Linked DNA regions of Homo sapiens: region 2 is linked to region 1. Evidence: read pairs that join two places in POLR2A ChIA-PET (ENCODE). Cell type or tissue: Panc1. All regions are shown on one strand. Links, peaks and the distances in the headings refer to the core of each region. The heading gives the core; the rest is flanking DNA. Region 1 overlaps CDKAL1 (CDKAL1 threonylcarbamoyladenosine tRNA methylthiotransferase). Region 2 holds the start of LOC105374966 (a long non-coding RNA gene).

Evidence for each region. Peaks named below come from ENCODE experiments on the same cell type or tissue, not always from the same donor. Only the 100,000 strongest peaks of a DNase experiment are listed, where the experiment ranks them.
Region 2: POLR2A ChIA-PET joins it to region 1 with 12 read pairs; 6 of 35 experiments call an interaction of 5 or more read pairs at or near these places.

The regions. Positions count from the first base shown.
Region 1 is chr6:21,188,268-21,198,775 of GRCh38, forward strand. CDKAL1 (CDKAL1 threonylcarbamoyladenosine tRNA methylthiotransferase) reads left to right here. Exons shown (of 16, transcript NM_017774.3): 14 at 9,754-9,837. Among named protein-coding and RNA genes, the nearest start is that of LINC00581, 320 kb to the right of the region's middle. In Panc1, for the core only: no CTCF peak of the experiment used is centred there; no DNase peak of the experiment used is centred there.
Region 2 is chr6:21,137,978-21,148,485 of GRCh38, forward strand. All of the region lies in intron 13 of CDKAL1 (CDKAL1 threonylcarbamoyladenosine tRNA methylthiotransferase), which reads left to right. It overlaps LOC105374966 (a long non-coding RNA gene), which reads right to left and starts at 2,958. Exons shown (of 3, transcript XR_926569.4): 1 at 2,875-2,958; 2 at 1,730-1,870; 3 at 1-999. In Panc1, for the core only: no CTCF peak of the experiment used is centred there; no DNase peak of the experiment used is centred there.

The DNA of each region.
Region 1 (10,508 bases), core at 1,881-6,880:
GTTAAAAATGTTTCATCAACACGTTACATGTCTAATAATTTATATTTCCTCCAAGTATTTTGTGGCTTCTTCTTTTTCATCTTTTCAACTGACAAATAAAATTGTATCTATTTAAGATGCACAACCTACTTTTATGAGTAGGTCCCTTTCTGAGAATCTGCTCTCAAAGAAGACTGGCCTAGACTTGCCAAGTAATGGCTGAGAGAGACCAGTGGGAATAGATCAAGAGGGTGGAAGTGAACGGAAATTCTGTTCAATTTTTAGGTTTGCGCTTTTCATAAAAAAGTTCTACACTTATATCCAGTGTTGGCTCCATGGGCCCTTTCCATGAATCAGATCTCATGGATAGATCTTACTGGCAGTATCTGGCCATAGAACTTCAGTTTTCAATATTGAGCACTTTCCCAGGCTGCCTGGGCATGACAGAGCTTGCCCAGTGTGGGGAAAAACAGACCTGATGTACTTTGTGCCGGCTCTGTGATAGGAGGGTCAACTTGTTTGGGTTTGTTGAGAGGGTAGATTTCATGTTATATGTTCTTACCACAATTTTTTTTTTTAATTCCACAAAAAGCTTTATAGGCAATACCTTTGAATGCTCTAGAATACTCAGAATGTACAGGCAGGTGGTTAAAATGCAGCTGCTTTTTGAACTGGCAGTTTAGGTAGCACTAGATTTGGATCCCTGACGCCAGGCAGGAAGGCATCAGTGTGGCATTTCCTGTGTAACTATTTGCTCTTACTATTGGCTCTCGATCAGCAGATGAAAATAGCTTTGTTACTAAGAATGGGATTTTGCCCCCAGCTGGGAAGAGACTACCTCGGATTGTCTTCCTCTTACTGGGGTAGACACGGCTAGAAGAAAACCAACCAGCGTGAAGAAAAGCACAAGGAGATTCTTGTTAGAAGAAACTTCATGGTCTGATTCAGTAGAACTGCCTCGGGCCTGGTCTTTGTATCTTGTATCACTGCACAAAGAAGGGAAGAATAACTTTTGAAAAGCCAAATTGTTTTACAATTTTTCTTTCTACTTAGGTTATTTCTGAAATGCAAAGAAAGAAGAAATAAAGCTACTAAGATACTCATGGCAATTAATAGATAAGCATATATACTTAAAAATATGGCTACTCCACTTCAAAGGAACATTCTTCCCCTTTTGAGTACATTTATATCTATTAATAAGTGTATCTAAAGAATTTTTTTTCCACAGAGGACAATGTTTTCAAATAATCTAATGAATGCCTTTTTTTGTCATTGTTTAAGAATCAGTTAACCAGTCTAGCGCTTTGAGAATAAACTGTCCAACATCTTCTCTTAAGAACCCTTAAGTAGACCAACAAATTGATGGCTAGCATTTTGAATACGATGGACTTAAAGGCTCATTACTTGTTTTCTATGCTATCATCATTTTTGACACACATTCTTGTGTCATGGCCCTATTTCATTATAGAATGGCATTGTGGAGTAAGGATGATATTAAATTTTAATGTTATTGCTATTATTACTGTTGACCGTTTTTAGCATAAGTATGCCTGGTTCTTTAATTCCAGCTTCTGCAGGGCCAGAAAATAGAAGTGAGCATAAACAGTCAGGAAAATTACTGTATACCCAGGAGACCCAGCATCGCGTGCTCTGCCTGTTGTGAATGAGGAATCAAAATGGAAAGGTTATCATTTTCATTAGCTAGGAAAGAACAAGACCATACTTTTCTCCAAGTGTAATTACAGCGGTTCACTGGCAACATTACACTGCAGTAATTAGTCTAAAGGTGTATGTGAGGGCAGGCTTTTGCACAGACACTAGAAATATTATTTCAGAGTTGAAGGTCACAGCCTTGTATTTAACATGTTCCAGGCAGCTTAGGGGGGAAAAAAAAAAACTAATTTGACTGGAGCTAAAGAAAGACATTTGACATTTCCCAGAGTCATACATTCAGAAACCAGTCAGGTCGAAAAATTGTATTTTATTTTCTACAATAAAAGGCAAAACTTAGCTGCAGAAATAGCATGTCAGAATATTCTGTAGGATAAGCACAGATAAAATTCAAGTTTATTAGAACCATGATGTAAATGATTACAGGAACTTTTGATATGTGTGGGGTTTTTTTTGTTTTTTTTTTTGAGACGGAGTCTCATTCTTGTCGCCCAGGCTGGAGTGCAATGGCGTGATCTCAGCTCACTGCACCATCTGCCTCCCAGGTTCAAGCGATTCTCCTGCCTCAGCCTCCCGAGTAGCTGGGATTACAGGCATCTGCCACCGCACCTGGCTAATTTTTGTATTTTTGTAGAGATGGAGTTTCATCATGTTGGCTAAGCTGGTCTTGAACTCCTGACCTCAGGTGATCCACCCGCCTCGGCCTCCCAAAGTTCTGGGATTACAGGCGTGAGCCGCTGCGCCCGGGCTGATATGTGTTTTAATCTTTGCCTTAGGAAGAGAATGGACAGAAAAAATAATTGTCAGCAGCTCTTAAAGGGAAACAAAATAGTTTCTTTCTTCCTTAACACCATTTTCAAGAAACAAATGTCTATCTTACACAGGTCCATATATCTACGTCCTTTGTGAATTTTTTGTTACTCTATTTAAATAGTAATATTGAAATCTTTTTGTAACTCAGCATCTCAGAATAGAAATTGATTGACATTATTTTCCAAAGCCACGTCAGGCTTTCTGTTTAAGTAAAGTGAAAGTAAGAAGAAAAAAAAGTTATAAAGAGAAGAGCAACTTTACATACAGTTTATGTTTAAAGCCATATATGAGTTTAAGAGAAACCTTTTGCTTTTTCTAGTCCAAAGAATACTTTTGCAAGCAACATTTCTTACTGAGTTAAAAGTATTAGCCCAAATACCCTGATGTCTTTGTTTAATTTGAGTAATGTCTGCGTTTCTTCACACAATTCTGTTTCTCTCTTTATATCCTTATATAGCCTTGTAGAATATTGTTTGTTTCAGGGCAAATGATGACTTAGAGTGTACTTGAGGACCATTCATTCAGCAACCAAATTCTGTTGGAAACCACTGCTTTTTAAATGCAAGTGTGTGTTTTATCTGCACTCTCTGGCCATATGGTTAGAACTGATGTTTTTCACAACTTCAGGCACTTGGGAAATTTAAGCATAGATGTGACACAAATGACACAGCTAGCTGATTATGTAACTTACTGAAAAATCTACCCCAAAATTGAATTTAAAAACATTGCTATTTGTTTGTCACAGACGTTTCTCTGCTCAAGGAAAAGTCATACACTGCAGAATTAGATCCGTGATGTTGTAAGTTTTCCACAGCTAGCAATTAAATAGGAAGCATTGAGTAGTGGGAAGAGTTCAAAGACTTCCCTTTCTTCTGCCACTGCCACTGCCACTGAGCAAATCACCCATCTTGCCAGACCTTAGTTCTCTCCCTGTGAAATCAGAGAGATTGCTAAGCTCCCTCCAACATCTTACTTTCTTTGTCTGTCTAGGGGAATACTGCTTTTATTTTCTGCCTTTGTGGTTTTCATTAAAAAAAAAAAAAAAAGTATAAGAGCTTTTCTCATATCTTTTCAACAAGGCCTAGAAAATTGTAGCACACTCATTCTTTCACAGCTGGGGGCCGTGTTTCCCAGCAGCCCTGAGAGGTCAGCAGTAATGCAGGGTCTTGTAGAGACGTTTCCTGCGCCTTCCTTCACTTTAGTGACCGAGTCAGAGAAAGCAAGGGATAGTTTTACAGGAATATTTTTATAATTCATTTTTCTTTTTTTTTTTTTTTTTTTTTTTTTTTTTTTTTTTTTTTTGAGACGGAGTCTCGCTCTGTCGCCCAGGCCGGACTGCGGACTGCAGTGGCGCAATCTCGGCTCACTGCAAGCTCCGCTTCCCGGGTTCACGCCATTCTCCTGCCTCAGCCTCCCGAGTAGCTGGGACTACAGGCGCCCACCACCGCGCCCGGCTAATTTTTTGTATTTTTAGTAGAGACGGGGTTTCACCTTGTTAGCCAGGATGGTCTCGATCTCCTGACCTCATGATCCACCCGCCTCGGCCTCCCAAAGTGCTGGGATTACAGGCGTGAGCCACCGCGCCCGGCCATAATTCATTTTTCATAAAATATCTTTAAATAACGTTAAAATGATGAAATGAAGTTCTGTACATCCTAGGAAAAAATTACTTTCTCTACTTACATTTGATGAATAAATTGTAAAGTATGCCTAGCTTGTTAAAGCAGGTGCCAGAACCAACAGCCACTTTCAAAAGTCCATAGAACTGAATTCAGTAAAGGAATAAGCTCTGAAGGTAAGAATTGTCCCTTACTTCAGAGAGCTACAATCAAGTTACTACAATCAGTTACTTTCCTGACAGATCTCTTAAAAGGCAAAGCTTTGTAAATGGAAACTGAGTTTCCCTTGGAAATACTATAGCATTTGTATTCTCAACAGAAGCTTTTAACCTCTAGCATGTTACAGAAATTAAATAAACATCATTTTATTTAACCAGCCATAAACTATATGCCTATAAACAAATCAGAAGGAAAAGGACATCTTTCTTAGGATTACAAGAAAATACTTTGTTGAGAGTTCCTTTTTTTTTTTTTTTTTTTTTAGAGATAGGATCTTTCTCTGTCTCCCAGGCTAGAATGCAGCTGTGCAATCATAGCTCACTGCAACCTTGAACTCTTGGACTCTCAAGCAATCCTCCTGCCTTAGTGTTCCAAGTAGCTGGGACTACAGGTGTGCGCCACCACACCCTGCTAATTTTTTTTATTTTTTTGTAGAAACGAGGTCTTGCTATGTGGCCCAGGCTAGTCTCTAACTCCTGTCCTCACATGATTCTCCCACCTTGGCCTCCCCGAATGCTGGGATTACAGGTGTGAACCACCACCACACCCAGCCAAGCTTTGTTGAGATTTTGGCAGGCTTCTTTAAGGAAACTTCAAGACACTCAATAGCCTCTTGAGACACCTTGTAATTGTTTCCTGGCAGGTACTGTATTGAAAATCAAGTTGTTGGTTTAAGTACACCAAGAAGGTAGCTGTAATTTGCAGAGGGCTGTAAGCATACATTTACTGTTTAAAAAGAGAGAGAGAGAGAGAGAACAAGAGAGAGACAGGCTTGATTAGAGTACATAATTTCCTTCAGCTAATTCCTATGAAACCTTTGGATGTGCTGATCCGCAGCCTACAGATCTACCTTCAACAATGACTTAAACTTCACAATTGAAAGATCTTTAAATATTGTAATCCACCTCCCCTTCAACAGCCCTACTCTCTTCTCCCTACTTCCGTCCCACTTCTACCAACCTCTCATTTTTAGATGAGGAAAGTGAAGGCCCAAAACATAGTCAGGTCTCTTTCATCTCAAAAATAATCTCACTCAGACCCTGTGTCTTTGTCCCCTACTGACCAATCCATATATGTGGCATCTGTTGATTTCAAAGAACCCTCTTCAGACTTTTTTCCCTTGGGTTCTGCTAGAACTGTGTGCTTCTGCTTCTGACCTTTCATTGTCCATCCATCACTTTCCCCTTTCTTCCTATCCTTGAATGTTACAATTCTCTTGACGCCACCCACCAGACCATTCTTTGGACTTAGAATTTCAGTTGTATCTTAAACATTTCTGCTGAACAATTACATTGTGCTCTGTCTTAGTTCATTTTCTGTTGCTATAACAAAATACCCAAGACTGGATAATTTATAAGGAAAAGAAGTTTATTTGGCTCATGATTCTGGAGGCTGAGAAGTCCAAGATCAGGCAACCCATTTAGTGAGGGCTTCAACTCAGCAGAAAGCAGAAGGGCTTTCAAAGAGACCACACACGAAAGGCAGCCTCACATTATAACACCAGGCTCTCATGTGAACTTACCCATTCCCTCAAGAACTAACTCAGTCCCTGGAGAAAGACATTAACTGATCCTAATGACCTAATCACATCTTAAGGACACTGCCTCCCAACACTGTTACATTGTCAATTAAATTTCAACATGAGTTTTGTCAGGGACAAACCATAGCAGGCTGCCAGTCACACATTTTATGAGAACCATGGTTTTCAACCTCTTCCTTACTTGCAGGATTTTGTCCATTTTTCACAGTGATGTAACCTTTTCCTGTTGGTAGTTTCAGCTGTTAGGCAAGGATCTGTCAGTGACGGTGAGGCAGCCATAGAAGTTTGCTTCTCAGATGAGTGTAGAGTCTCTTTAAGACAAATTCTGATCCCTTCTAGTGGACTACCTCTGCCATTAGCATAATAGATAACTGAGTGGTGTGGTCTTAGAGTCCTGAAGATATCTGTAGCCTTGCCACTTTTCTGCAGATGCCCTGCCTTAGTTCTATGACTAGAACTTCCTTACTCAGATAGCAGAGGCACTGTTTGGATATGGCAAGCCAGGATGATTACTCTCAATTTTGTTATGTGAGGGTCTTTAACCACACACGGCTACCATATGGGGTGGGAGAGACAGCATCTAGAAAGTGTAGGGGAAGTGGCTCATTTTAAAAAGAAATTTGAGGCTTGTATATGTTTCCTTAGCCCACAAGTTCCTTTGCAACCAAGGTGAAGTTGCATCTTCCAGAATGTCATCTGAACTCATTCTTCCATAACTTCAGTGTTGACTTTAATATTATTTGGAATAGTTGTTTCTCTTAAAGGTTGTATTTGATTTTCACTTCAGTGTGACTTCATTCATTAAAAAATATTGAGGGAAGCATTTATTATTTTTTGTTTGTTCATTTGTTGAGATAGGTTCTCACTCTGTTGCCCAGACTGGAGTGCAGTGGCATGATCAAAGCTTACTGCAGCCTCCAACTCCCGGGCTCAAGCAAGTTTTATATATTTATAATATATATGTATGCATATATTTATTTTAAGCAGTGGGGACGGATTGCAGCAGCTTTTGATCAAAGCCCTAGCCTTCCTAGGCTCAGTTTTTTTCCGTATGCTCTGGAGATTTTGTTTAGAGACAGAGTCTCACTCTGTCACCCAGGCTGGAGTGCAGGGGTGCAATCTCATCTCACTGCAACATCTGCCTCCCAGGTTCAAGCAATCCTCCCACCTCAGTCTCCCAAGTAGCTGGGACTACAGGCACATGTCACCATGCCTGGCTAACTTTTGTATTTTTAGTAGAAACAGGGTTTCACCACGTTGGCCAGGCTGGTCTCGAACTCCTGGCCTCAAGTGATCCACCCGCCCTGGCCTCCCAAGGTGCTGGGATTACAGGCATGAGCCATCGTGCCTGGCCTCTGGAGATGTTTTTTTTATTTATTTATTTATTTATTTATTTATTTATTTATTTATTTATTTATTTGAGACAGGGTCTTATTCAGTCACCAATGCTGGAATGCAGTAGAATGATCACAACTCACTGCACCCTCAATCTGCCAGGCCCAAGCAATCCTTCCACTTCAGCCTCTCGTGTAGCTGGGACTATAGGCACACACCACCACACTCGGCTAATTTCTGTATTTTTTATAGAGACGGGGTTTTGCCATGTTACCCAGGCGGTCTCAAACTCCTGGACTCAAGTGATCTGCCCACCTCTGCCTCCCAAAGTGCTGGGATTACAGGCATGAGCCACCGGGCCCGGCCACTCTGGAGATTTTTAAGGGCCTTGCCAATGAGACTGGGGACACAAATAGGATGACTCCTCAGTTGAGGACACAAATAGGATGACTGAAAAGGTGTTTGCCACTATGAATTAGTGCACATTGCGGTTCTCCTGAGTCTCTTTGGCAAATAATAGTTAAATACTCACCTACAAATAGTTCTCTTATGGTTGATTAAAAGCCCAGCTTTCTACTATATAAACATAGCAAGTCTTTTTAACTCTGTATATATTACTGTCATTGTTATCATCTCCAGATGAAATAGAGCAGCCCAAACATGATGGGCCTTACTCTCCACGTTGATTCTAAGAAGAAGAAAGAAGCAGCATAGTTTTCAGTGGCTCTACAATTTCACATTGTTGTTAATTTCCTGAAAACTTGATGTTAAATGAAGTGTAATTGCAGATTTCCTTAAGAACCATTGACAGATACTTATCCTAAGTCATAAGCAACTCACACTGTGAAATGTGTGCAAACATTCTAAGTTTTCTTCTAGAAGAATATACTTCAGTGATACCCAATATTCACCAGCCCTTTTTGATAAACAGAGCCATTGAAGCTCAACATGGAAGTTGGGGGAAATTTCTTTTTTTACACTTGATTTTTTTAAGGGGATTAATGTTGCCAGAACTTCCATTGTTTTTCAGACAGTGAAAAGAGTCTTTAGTAAGTGTCATCTCAGAGACCTTACAACTTTTGGCTAAGAGGGCTATATTTTGAATGAGATAGTAAACTAGATAGTAAATTATGGTGTATTTAGGTACTGGCATTGTATGATAGAGAGGGGAGTTTGATTTGTTTTTTAATTGTTAGGTGGTCTATTTAGTGCAGCTGTGTTTATGTTTCCTTCATGGTAACCGCCTGAACATGGTGACAAGTCCCTACAAATGAGAATAGGAATTTTAAAAAATTATCTTGCCAGTGGGCTTTAATTTGGGGGGGTCATAATTATTAAGTAGCATTGGTAAAAATAATCCCCGGCACAGTCATTCAGTACAGTTGTTTTGCTGTATCAGACATTTTGACAACCTTGTAAAAAGAGTAACTGAGTCCAGGCATGGTGGCTCATGCCTGAAATCCCAGCACTTTGGGATGCCGAGGCAGGCGGATCACCTGAGGTCAGGAGTTCGAGACCAGCCTGGCCAACATGGCAAAACCCCGTCTCTACTAAAAATATAAAAATTAGCCGGGCATAGTGGCGCATGCCTGTAATCCCAGCTACTCGGGAGGCTGAGGCAGAAGAATCGTTTGAACCCGGGAGGCGGAATTTGCAGTGAGCCAAGATCATGCCACTGAACTCTAGCCTGGGTGACAGAGTGAGACTCTGTCTCAAAAAAAAAAAATAATAATAATAATAATACTTGATACCTTAAGTGCTGCATTTCACAGTAGAATAAACTTGGAAATTATAGAATTTCCTTAGAATAGTCACACTTCTTTACCCATTGTTTTGGCTGATTTACTTCTTTGCTATTAAAAATGGGTGCCTAGATCATAATGTACATCAATTCTGTGGAAAATTAGCAATTCCATGTTTTTGCTGTCTTTCTCTTTAAAAAATAATAAATGAACATGGGGTCATGACTGCAGCAAAGAGACAGTTGCCTGTGACAGAGAAAATGTATATAATAAGTAAATAGCTCTGTGAATTACTCAGTACTTTCAGAATTGTATGTAAGATATGAAATGTGGAGGTGCAAGGTCCTAATGACTAGTTTTCCGAGGCATTTTCTTTAGTGTTACATCCCTCATAACTCAAATGAATGTTTATTACTATTCTTTCATATTGCCAAAATATTTTCATGAATTTGGATTAGAAGCAGCTTGTTCTGGCTTGTTTTGCAACTTTGTTTCAGGAAACAAAGTGATATTTAGAAGATTTTTGTATGTCATAGAAGCTTTAATTATCTTACTTATGTTGAAGGAGATCAAATTCTGTTTCAGAGTTATGTAAGAAAATAAGAGTTTATACTATGCTAATTTTATGTTGCCAGATAATTAATGTCTTTCAAAAAATTTGAATCCGTGATTTGAACAGGGTTCGCTGTTAAATAACCAGCAATGTAGAGTCTACTTTAAATTCAAGAAGACGCTACTTGGTCCAGACCTACCTGGGCTAGCCTTTATTTTTATTTTTGGATTCACAGGTGTTTACCCTTATCTTTCCTTTCTTTCCCTCCCCTTCTCTCCACAGATTGGTGAAAGACAACAAGTGTTAGTAACAGAAGAATCTTTTGATTCCAAGTTTTATGTTGCACACAATCAATTCTATGAGCAGGTAAGAGGCACTTCAGTATTCTTGAGTTTTCTCCAAAGTGAGAAAGAGTTCTGAAAGTTTAAGCAAAGGGCATTTAAAGGGGAGAGTGTTGAATCTTGTCACAACAAGGCTGTTTTATCGCTTCAAGCCAGCCAGGCTAACATGGACTTTATCTTTGTGACTTACTCTACAATATGTTCTGTACAAAGGAATAGGTGTATTTAGTCTATTTTAGTTCACATTAATCTTTGACAGGACCAGCTTTAGGCTTTTGGGCGTTTGGAACCAGGCAATTAGCACTGCCAGAATTCCCACACCCTGGCAAAGCAGGGGGGAAAGTCCTGCTCAGACCACAGGAAGGATGTCTGCATGGGCGACAGCAGCATGAAAGGGCAGGGATTTCCTCTCGCTGGTACATCACCCGGACAGTTTTTTTAGTTGGTTGGTTGATTGGTTGGTTGGTTGGTTGGTTTTTTAGTTTTGTTTAGTTTTAGCATCTGTTTTTTTAACTTCTACCTTAATAAAAATGCTGGGAGCAGAGGAAAAGGAGTCTATTCCTTGGACTCAACTCTAATTGTATGAACAACTGTGCAGACCAGTGTGAGGATCAAACCAGCTTCACTGTGAGAGCTTTGAAGGCCATCCCTAGGGGCGCCCCCAATTACTAGCCCTCCTTCCCTGGCCATCTAAGT
Region 2 (10,508 bases), core at 2,561-7,560, 50 kb before region 1:
GTCTCCTTTCAGTTGTATTCTTGCTGTTTTATTCATTTTCCCCCTTTTCCCTTTCACATTAACAAAGTAATTCACTTTCATATGTATTTCTAGAGTTGTATTTTTGTTTCAAATGATGATTACATCCCTCAACCCCAAAATGTCTGGGTAAATAGTTTATGGCCATCTGTATTCTGTCATGCAAAAGAAGATGGTTCTTCCAAATAAATTCAATGACTCAGCCATAATAACCCACATTTGTGTGTGTGTATGTGTGTGTCTGTGTGTGTGTGTGTGTGTATGCTGTATGTGTGTGGGGGGAACTATCATTTTATAATTTCAACCACAGACAACCATAACCCAGAGCTTTTTAAATGCCCATCCTTTCACAAACATAATTTTATTTCTAACATTTTTGTAATCCAAATGTGCTAAAACATCTAGGCAGCATGCTGTATATCAGAAAGAGTAAGTGCTTTGCAGCCAAGTGAACCTGGCTTGGAAAATGCTTTCTCTCATTGACTAGCTGTGAAACTTTGGGCACGTTTCCTAATCTATCTGACCCTCACATTTGTCATCTGTGAAACAGGGAAAATAGTATCTATTCTGTGAGAAATACAACTCTGAAAACAACTGATTCATAGTCAGTACTCATAAAATCTCTTGCCTATTTCCTTTCCCTTTCTTCTAAATAATTTCTTGGATAATATGTTCAGTAGTCTAGACACTTGGAAATGCTGAATTATTAAATATTTTCATGTTTCATTTCTCACATCTTTCAATGGCAATTGAAAAAAAAATACATTACCATAAGACTTAAGCACCCGGACATAAGCATGGATGAGCTCAGTCAGGCCCATCTGTATACATGAGGTCAAAGTCAGGTCCCACCCCGGAGAACACTGTAAAGTCCAGTTTGTCTCCTCCGGCAGCAAGCTTCTCCTTTCTCCTTCTGTGTGCCCTTCTTGCTGCTTATGGACTCGGCGACCTCGCACTGTCTCCAGTCATGCACAGTCAAGCCTGCTTTCAAGAGAGAATGTGAGAGGCACGTCCATTACAAGATATACATTATTGAAAAGGGTCAATAGGAGAGTCTCCCTGGCTATTTTCATTTTAGCAGAAGAGTTGGGATTTAAGCCAAAGTATTAGCTACTAATTGTTGATTCTCATGTGTTAGTGAACCTTTCTGTTTTCCAGCAGACTTTCTGGAACATGTCAATTATGATGTCCCTGAATATTATTTTTAATTGGCTCTTTCACCTTTAAGTGGCTACTTTTGATGACTTCTGACCCACAAAGAGATCCACAAATCACTGGAAACTGTTCCCTTCTGGCAGAAACCCATTTCACTTGTGACCAAGTCATCCAGTAAAATGCACAATGTCATCAAGGAAGGGAATTGGGAACAGAACAGAGGATGTTACTTACAGCAGAACTACTAGCTACAGTTATTCCTGGTCATCAACATGTCCCAGGAAAGACTTAAAGAGCAAGAAAAGGTAGAGAAAAATAACTTCTACCTTTAGTGCAAAATCAGTTTTACTGTGCCTTTCCTTTCTTGCCTTTTTTTCCCCTTGAAACAGGGTCTCTGTCTCTCAGGCTGGAGTGCAGTAGTGTGAACGTGGCTCAGTGCAGCCTCAACCTCCCAGGGTCAAATGATCCTCCCACCTCAACCTCCCGAGTAGCTAGGACTACAGGCACGCACCACCGTGTAACTAATTTTTAATTTTTTGTAGAGATGGGGTCTCACTGTGTTGCCCAGGCTGGTCTCAAACTCCTGGACTCAAGCAGTCCTCCGGCCTCAGCCCCGCAAAGTGCTGGGATTACAAATGTAAGCCACTGCTCCCAGCCTCCTGTGCCTTTCTTTAAAGTCTTTACTTTTAGAAAATATCTGAAAGCAAATGAAAATCTCATTAATAATGAAGATAATGTATTACAAACAAAAATACCTTTTTTTCCCCTCAGGTAAATTACAAGGGTATTTTCTTCACAATCCCTAATAAGGGAAAGACTGCAAAAACGCACAGATAATTGTTGATAATCTCAGCTTTCTGCTGACTTTTTGCTTCTTTCTTTGTTGTACTGTTCTGATAGAGGATTTGGGTAGATACAGAAGATCAAGGAGGAGGAATATAGAGGAATTCACTTAATTGCTAAATGTTCCCATGAAACATGAATGATACACTGTCAAACACTGGATTATATACTGCCTTGGTGTGTTCACTTAATTATATCTTAGCAACTAGACTGTACATTTCTCAAGGGTAAGGACTATGTCTTATGTCTTTGAACACCCTTAAAGGAACCTAGGCTAGTAGTTGACATTGAATAGTTTCTAAGTAAACTCTTGCCGACTGGAATTGTATTTACGGCAAAGCTACTTGCAAATTACTTGCATTGAGACCAAATGTAAACACTAGAGGAGCCAGACATGGTTTTCTTTGGACACATCTTGGACGTGCCTGATGTCCTCCCCACCTGCCTTGGGCATCCCTTTATGATAAAACTTTAATTCAGTCAAACTGGTATCACTGCATGTTTTTAAGAGACTTGCCCACTTTCTGACCAAATTATCCATCTACCCAAGGTTCTCAGTCAGGGTCGGTGTCACTCTATCAAGGGGCTATATGGAAATAGGGAGGGTTTGGTCGTTGCTAGTGGTGCTACTGGCATTACGCTCCCAGGGGCCGGAGATGCTAAACATGCTAAATGTTGCACAGCACAGTCTGTCACAGCAAAGCACTGTTGTGCTCACAGTACCGCTAGCGCTCAGCATTAAAAAACACTGGGTTCCTTAAAAACTTGTCCTGCTTGCTATGTGTATTAGTCCGTTTTCAGGCTGCTGATAAAGACATACCCGAGACTGGGAAGAAAAAGAGGTTTAATTGGACTTACAGTTCCACATGGCTGGGGAGGCCTCCGAATCATGGCGGGAGGCAAAAGGCACTTCTTACATGGCGGCGCCAGGAGAAAATGAGGAGAGAAGCAAAAGCGGAAACCCCTGATAAACCCATCAGATCTCATGAGACTTATTCACTATCACGAGAATAGCACGGGAAAGACCAGCACGGGACCCATCACCTCCCCCTGGGTCCCTCCCACAACACATGGGAATTCTGGGAGTTACAATTCAAGTTGAGATTTGAATGGGGACACAGCCAAACCATATCACTACACAAGCCTTATATTTCACCACTCCCCCCTTGCACGCTATATTTAATCCTTACTGAGCTACTTCGTTCTGGATCATGCCAAGCTCTGTCTACTTCTACATCTTTGCAGATTTTATTTCTTAGGCTCCTGACCTACTTTCTCTTCTAGCAAATGTTTTTTAATCCTTCAGGACTCACTCAGCCCAGGCACCTCCACGAAGCCTTTGCTTCTTACAAACCCAGCCTGGAATATGTGGCATCTTTACGTGCCTTCAAAGCACTCTGTGCTTCCCTCTGCCAGGACATTTGTCCCAGTGAATTATGGTTATTTACTTTCATGTCCTCCCACTAGACTAAAACCTACTTAAGAATAAGGTGTATGTCCCCGCGATTCACTCAGTGCCTGACACATAGTGGGTACTTAATAATTTTTGAATGAATGACTCAATCCATGACATTGTCAGGCAGGAATTAGTTCATTTGGCAGATATTCACTGTGTATTCCTCATAACTTTATGCCAAGGAAGAGTCTTGGCATGAAGCAACACTGGCATTATGGATGGGGAAGAAACCTTAGGAGTGAAGTAGGAAGAAGGGGTAGAGAAATTATCCACATAAAAGGGTTAGCTCAGGCTTTATTCGCTCAGTAGCCCTTAAGACTGTGAATGGGATATGTAGTAGGAGGGACCCAGCCAACACTGTTCAAAGTTTGGAGCTTGGACCCAGCCAGTCCACAAACATATTGACCCAAAATGAGGTAACTACAGAAGTTGGAGTAAGCATTTAGGAATTTGACAGAATAATTTTGTGTCTCTTAAATCTTATACTGAAAACATTGGTGCTTGTCTTTAATGCCATTTTTTCTAGTCATTAATCTTTATCATATCTTATAAATCAATTGGTTCCTGGTGGATCCAAAATTTTTTTTTCCAAAAAAAAGAAGGAAGGAAAAACATTTAAATAGCTGGTCCTCAGTAGTGTGCACCAGACTGGTCTAGGTGTTCCCAGCAATGACTGTGTTTTGTACCAGATTCCAAGTTAGATGCCAAAGAATCAGAAATTTGCTGCCAGTTCCTTCCTTCCTTTTCTCCCCTCTTGGCAAGAGAATGGCTTACTTGAGATAGAGGCAAGCAGGTAGAACAGGGTCCTCTCTGAGTACCTAGTGTTCTAGGTAAGGCAATAGTACTTAGCCAGAGCTGCCATATGAAAAAAAAAAAAAAAAATCTGCTCATCTGGATCAAGCCAGTCTGGCAGGAGACTGGGACACCATAGAATCTGGGGTGCCCAGTTTTTACCCAAACAGTAGAGTTTATGGTAACATAACTAAGGCTAGCACCTACCTCCTGGTGGACTGGTGGCCACCAATGTACCCTCCATTCTGATGATGATGAGCTCAAGAACTAAATGAGACTGGCTGGATTCATAGGATAAGGACCCTCATTGGCAGCAACTCAGCAGGTTATGGGAGGCAGTGGCCAACATGCCTAGGATAAGAGGAGCATAGTGCCAGGTATTATGAAGATTCAGACATGAGCAGTGTTGTTGACAATTTGAACCAAAAGCATGGACCAAAGTACGAATAGAATGCTTTAGGAGAAAAAGAGAAGTACAAAATGTAATACTGCAGCCTTAAAGAGTAAATATGAACTAGTTTGTGTGCAAATTCAAGCAAGGCAACGTTACTTTTACAACATTATTGGAAGAAGTTGAAGATGGTAATGGTAGTGGTACATTTATTGACTGTTAAGTAAGAAGCAGTATGACCCTCATAAAGATTGTTTATGTGTAGCAGGGTTGAAGTGCCATGTGATAAAACTCATAAGCTTTACTTACAAGAGTTCTAACTAGTGTAGAAAAAAATCCTGCCAGACAGCGTGTCTGCTTTGTTTGGAATAGAAGCATAAATATCTAATTTGCCTTGTTACAGAGAAAAATGCATGATCTATGCAGCATGTAGCCAAATAATCATTCTATCAGGCTCAAAATGTAGGGAACGTAGTTAATTTGCTTCTTTGCCCTAATCCTTCTCTCTGAATTTGTACTTCATTTAGTCATATTTCACCTCTTAGAAGCTAAAAACACAATTTTGCCAGAAGATCAAAAATAAAAGCAGCAATAGCATAAGTCAGTATACCCTAAATTAGGAAAGTTAGAAACACACACAGTAACAAATCTCTCAAAGTTTGTTTTTCTCTCAACGTTTCTCTAGTCTGTAGGTTTTTTTTCTTTTCCATGTAAGTGTTGTGTCATGAAAGCAAGTGTATCTCAGGAGTGTAAGGTAGGACCCTATAAACCTTTAATATTAGCATTTCATCACAAAAGTTCCTTTGTTAATTTTTCTGTTGAAGAAAAATGAGGGTGACTAGCAGCCTTAGACAAAAGCTTAGTTTTTGTTTTCAAACAAAATTGACTTGATGTGGTTTGGGTTAGAAATTGATATTTTATTTTCTTAATTTGTCAGGCTTTTATTTTTTAGGTGGTGCCTTGCCTGTGTTAGATGTTTCAGTTTCCTAGTGTGTTTGTAACACCCAAAAGCAAATGAATTTTTATGAAACCATAAAAATGATCAACTATACCCTCTTATATAGCATGTTCATGTGCAGCATAATTGTTTAATGCTGTTTTCTTTCCACATTAAGTCAACCTGAAAGATTATTGATTGTCACAAACTCTGTTTCTTCATGCCAGAATTCTCCAGACCTGTGTCTCAAGGGACCCTAGTCGGGAGGGTAATTGTTGCTGCTCTCTGTTGAATACCCGGTGACAGCCTGTCTGGATCGACTCAGGTTCTGGAATGGTGCATCTCACGATACTGAGTAGCCTGCCATTCTGCTGTAAAGTGGGAGTAGCCCCTCATTTATGGCTAAGGGAAGAGAGAGTTGGATGGTAAAAAAAAAACAGCACAATTTTAGTAGGTATGTTATATTCAGAAAAGACTGAGATACCATTCCATGTGAAGTTTTAAATTTTGCCTTATTTATAGATATGTGCCCAAATCATCATGTTAGTTACTTTCATTTGTGTAGTACTTTCTACAAAGTACTTTACCTATGAATCATCTCACCACCTAGCCAAATAACTCTCAAACAAGTTATTTGACTTCTTTGGTCCTCAGTTTTCTGATCTGTGAAAGTGGCATAAAATTACACTGCATCCTATTAGCCAGCCTCACAGAGTTGTGAAGGTCAAATGCAATAGAGCTTAGACATGCAAATGTTATATTCCCTGCAGCAGAGTAAAGTCACATAAATGAACAACTGTTTTTAAAGCAACTATTGAATGCTAAATACTGTGCTGTGGTCAGCGGAGTGCAGTTTCATATACTGGGAATGGATTCTGGCATTCCTGTGACATTTTATACTGAATCACCTGTTGGTCCTTAAAAACTGAAGATAGGCCAGGCATGGTGGCCCACGTATGTAATCCTAGCACTTTGGAGGCCAAAGTGGGCAGATTGCTTGAGACCAGGAGTTAGAGATCAGCCTGGGAAACATGGTGAAACCCCATCTCTACAAAAAATACCAAAAAAAAAAAAAAAAGAATTAGCTGGGTGTGGTGGCATGTACCTATAGTCCCAGCTACCTGGGAGGCTCAGGTAGGAGGATCACCTGAGCCCAGGAGGTGGAGGCTGCAGTGAGCCATGATCATTATGCCTTTGCACTCCAGCCTGGGTGACACAGTGAGACTGACCTTGTCTCCAAAAAGAAAACACAAACAAACAAATAAAAAAGATGAGAACAGGTAAATTGAGTGTGGGGTGAGGAGGGAGATAAGGGATGTGCCCTAGCTTTACATATTTTCTAAGATTTTCTGCTTGAAGTATTCTTATTTGCTTTAAATCTGAGATTTACAAAAAGTGATTTCAACCTCATGACGTGTCCAGAATAAGTTCTGCTTTGCTAGGCTTGAGCCCTAGGTGGTCATGTCCCCTTAGGCTGCCCAGAGCCTTCAGGATTGTAATGTCTTACACATGTTTCTAGGAGGGCTGCAGAGCTGGGTGGCATGGAGCTCATTTGCATGCACTTGATTCACAGCCTTTATTTCCAGGCAGTCACGTTTTCCTTCTCAGAACAATGTCCTAACTGTTGAAAGTGTGCAGATTTTCATGTTTGTTCTCAATGATGAAGAGCAGAAAGTCTATAAAAATGTTAAATTATGGTAATAAAGTAAATGTCTTCATTTGCTGAGCTGATCTTTTCACATTTAGAATAAATATCTCCTTTGTAGTAACTCCTTAGAAAAATTCCAAAAGCTTTGTAACAGTATTATGAGAAAAGATTTTTTTCCCCTCCTCCTGTGAAACTGGTTAGCAACATCCCAGAAAACTAGAATTCTCTAGTAACCCCTAGGTCAAGTGCCCATCTTCACACACATCTCTTTTATTCCACCTCACTTGTGAAGGATCAGCTTATTCCTAATTCCTAGCTGCTTTTTAGGGGACCAAGTTAATGTCAACAAAGAATGGTAAATCAGATTTGCAATCTGTGATGTTAGGGAATAGAGTGATATCAAGTAATTAGAAAGAATCACACAGATCACTTTAACCACTTCACAGTCCAAAGAAGCAAAGTCTCTGTCTAAAATTGCACGGCTGCCAACCTGGATAACGTAGCAGGATCCCATCTCTACAAAATATCAAAAATTCACCGGGCCTGGTGGCATACACTTGTAGTCCCAGCTACTCAGGAGGCAGACATGGCAGTATCACTTGAACCCAAGAGTTCAAGGCTGCAGCAAACTATGATCACGCCACTGCATTCAGCCTGGGCTGCAGAGTGAGACCCTGCCTCAAAAATAAAATAAAATTACATGGCTGGTTTATGGCTGATTCCATAGTTCAGTACTGTTGACAATAGGCAACACAAAGAGTGGTATTTCCTAAAGGTTCTAGTGGACTAGAATGTAACATTTTTTAATAAAATTAATTCATGTGAAAACTGGCTTGGAGATTGTACCCTTCTAAACTGCTAATATCCAATGTTACATCCTCCTCCTCTCCTTAATGGGTCTGGACTGCATGCACTACAGTTGCCCAGTAAAATAAAACATCGTCAAATACTGCATTAGGTATCAGGGACCAGGCATTTGTCTGAGCTCCAACACGTGCTTTCTGGGTCTTGGATTTTTCTCTGCTCTTAAATTAGAATGATTAATTTAATCATTAAATTAGATGGCTGACATGAACGACTAATGTCTTCGTGGAGTACCATTCTTCATAAAAATTGACCAAAAAAAATCACAGTTCACGTCCCAGAGCCCAGGAGGAAAGGGTGTTTTTGATTTCTGACCCTAACCTTTCTAATCTATCCTTCAAATTCAGGTAGGTTCGGCTCAGAATAAAGGTGGAAAGAGCCAATTGGACCTTAAGGTTAAACATTGGAGAGAGGAGGAAAACTCTTTTTGACAGCCTCTAGTGTTATTTGTGGGATAGACTGGTCCCTCTAAGATACTCTTAAATTTGGCCCGGCGTGGTGGCTCACGCCTGTAATCCCAGCACTTTCGGAGGCCGAGACGGGCGGATCACAAGGTCAGGAGATCGAGAGCATCCTGGCTAACATGGTGAAACCCCATCTCTACTAAAAATACAAAAAAATCAGCTGGGCGTGGTGGTGGGCACCTGTAGTCCCAGCTACTTGGGAGGCTGAGGCAGGAGAATGGCATGAACCCAGGAGGCAGAGCTTGCAGTGAGCCAAGATCTCGCCACTGCACTCCAGCCTGGGCGACAGAGCGAGACTCCGTCTCAAAAAAAAAAAAAAAAAAAAAAGATACTCTTGAGTTTACCTTTCTATCCAAGATTTCTTTGGTTCTATAATCAAAATAAAGCTTCTGTTTTCCCCTATAGTTTTCCTGTCTGATTCAGATCCAAGTCTACATTTTTGGAAGCCTGCACGTGTCCATGGTCCATCAGCAATAATGTTTATGGACGCCACGACCAAAGGCTTCTTCAGCAAGCACAGGCAGGGGATTGACTGGTGGGGGGGAAGTGAATACCTAGAACCTACGGTCCAACAGGTAGTCTTTTGCTGTGCAAGCATCACCAAGTCCAGGCAAGGACCATTTCGAGTTTTTAATACATAAGGTCATTTTTTTCCCCCAATGTTTCTGGATAAATAAAAAAGATAATTTTATTTAGTATAAAGAATGCTCAACCAGATAAAAACCTGGAAAGCTTGAGTCCACAACTTTATTAGTATGTTGCTTTTTACTTTTAAAAATGGTTTTAATATTTGATCATCCAAAACGTAACACCCGAGTAACTAACTTCCTTATGAGATTGGCAAATAGAATATGATGGGGGTAATGGGGCCATTCTGGACTCCGTGGGAGATCAGACCATCACACAAAGGCTTAGAGGTGGAAATAATAAGAATAACAAATGCTAACTTGTAGCTCTGTGTCCATTGTCCACTGTTAATTCACAAGAGCCTTGATAGTGATCAAAGCTGAGCTTCCTGGTTAGTGCCCTGCAACCAAGACCACCCTCTCTCCTTGAGTCCTGTGGGATCCTGACTTTACTTTGACTTGAGAAGAAGCTAATTATGGGTTGATTTCTGGAAAGAATGATTAATAATCACTTCCATTTGGCAAAATAAAATCTGTGGAGGCAACACTGGTGTTTTTACTACCTTATGAAGCAACGTGAGGAAGAAGGAAAAAATCATGTATAATCTTTTGCAACAAGCTATAAAATGATTTTTTTTTGTCTTTAATTAAACAAAAGCATTTTTATTCACAGAATGTTATGATCATATTGCTAGTACAGCTTAATGCTTACTTTTTAACTAATTCATTTTCTCATTTGTGGCAGTCTAGAAAGGTTTATTAAATCTAATGACTGTTTTAGGATTAAGTAGGCGGAAAGCATGTTCTAATTACGGGGATGGATAAAAGCAAACTAATTAACCAAAAAAGTGTATTTCCTTCCTCATAGATGTCTGGTCAGCCATATCTGAGATGAACTTGGCTTACCTAGCTCCTGAGTTTTTTAATCATGTTTTTAGATTGCATTTTTTACACCATCTGTACCATTAACATGACTGTAATTTCTGTCACAGTTGGAAGCTTCAGTTAATAAATGTTTTGTTTCGGAGCGGGATGGGAAGGCAGACAGGAAGGTGGGAGTGTTTATGAATGAACCAAAAGGGAAGGGACTGTGATCTGAGGAGCCATGAAGTGAAAATCCTGGACTGACTTAGAACTGTGAATTTGGGGTTGTCCTTTTCTGCCCCACCTTATAAATACTCTTAATTAATCCTTCTAAAAAAATCCAACCTAGTAGAAAGTATTAATCACCTATTAATCACCAGCTAGTCAAAAAATCTAAATAACTTAATTCATAGACAACAGAGCATATACAGAAGAATGTGTGGTTGTTTT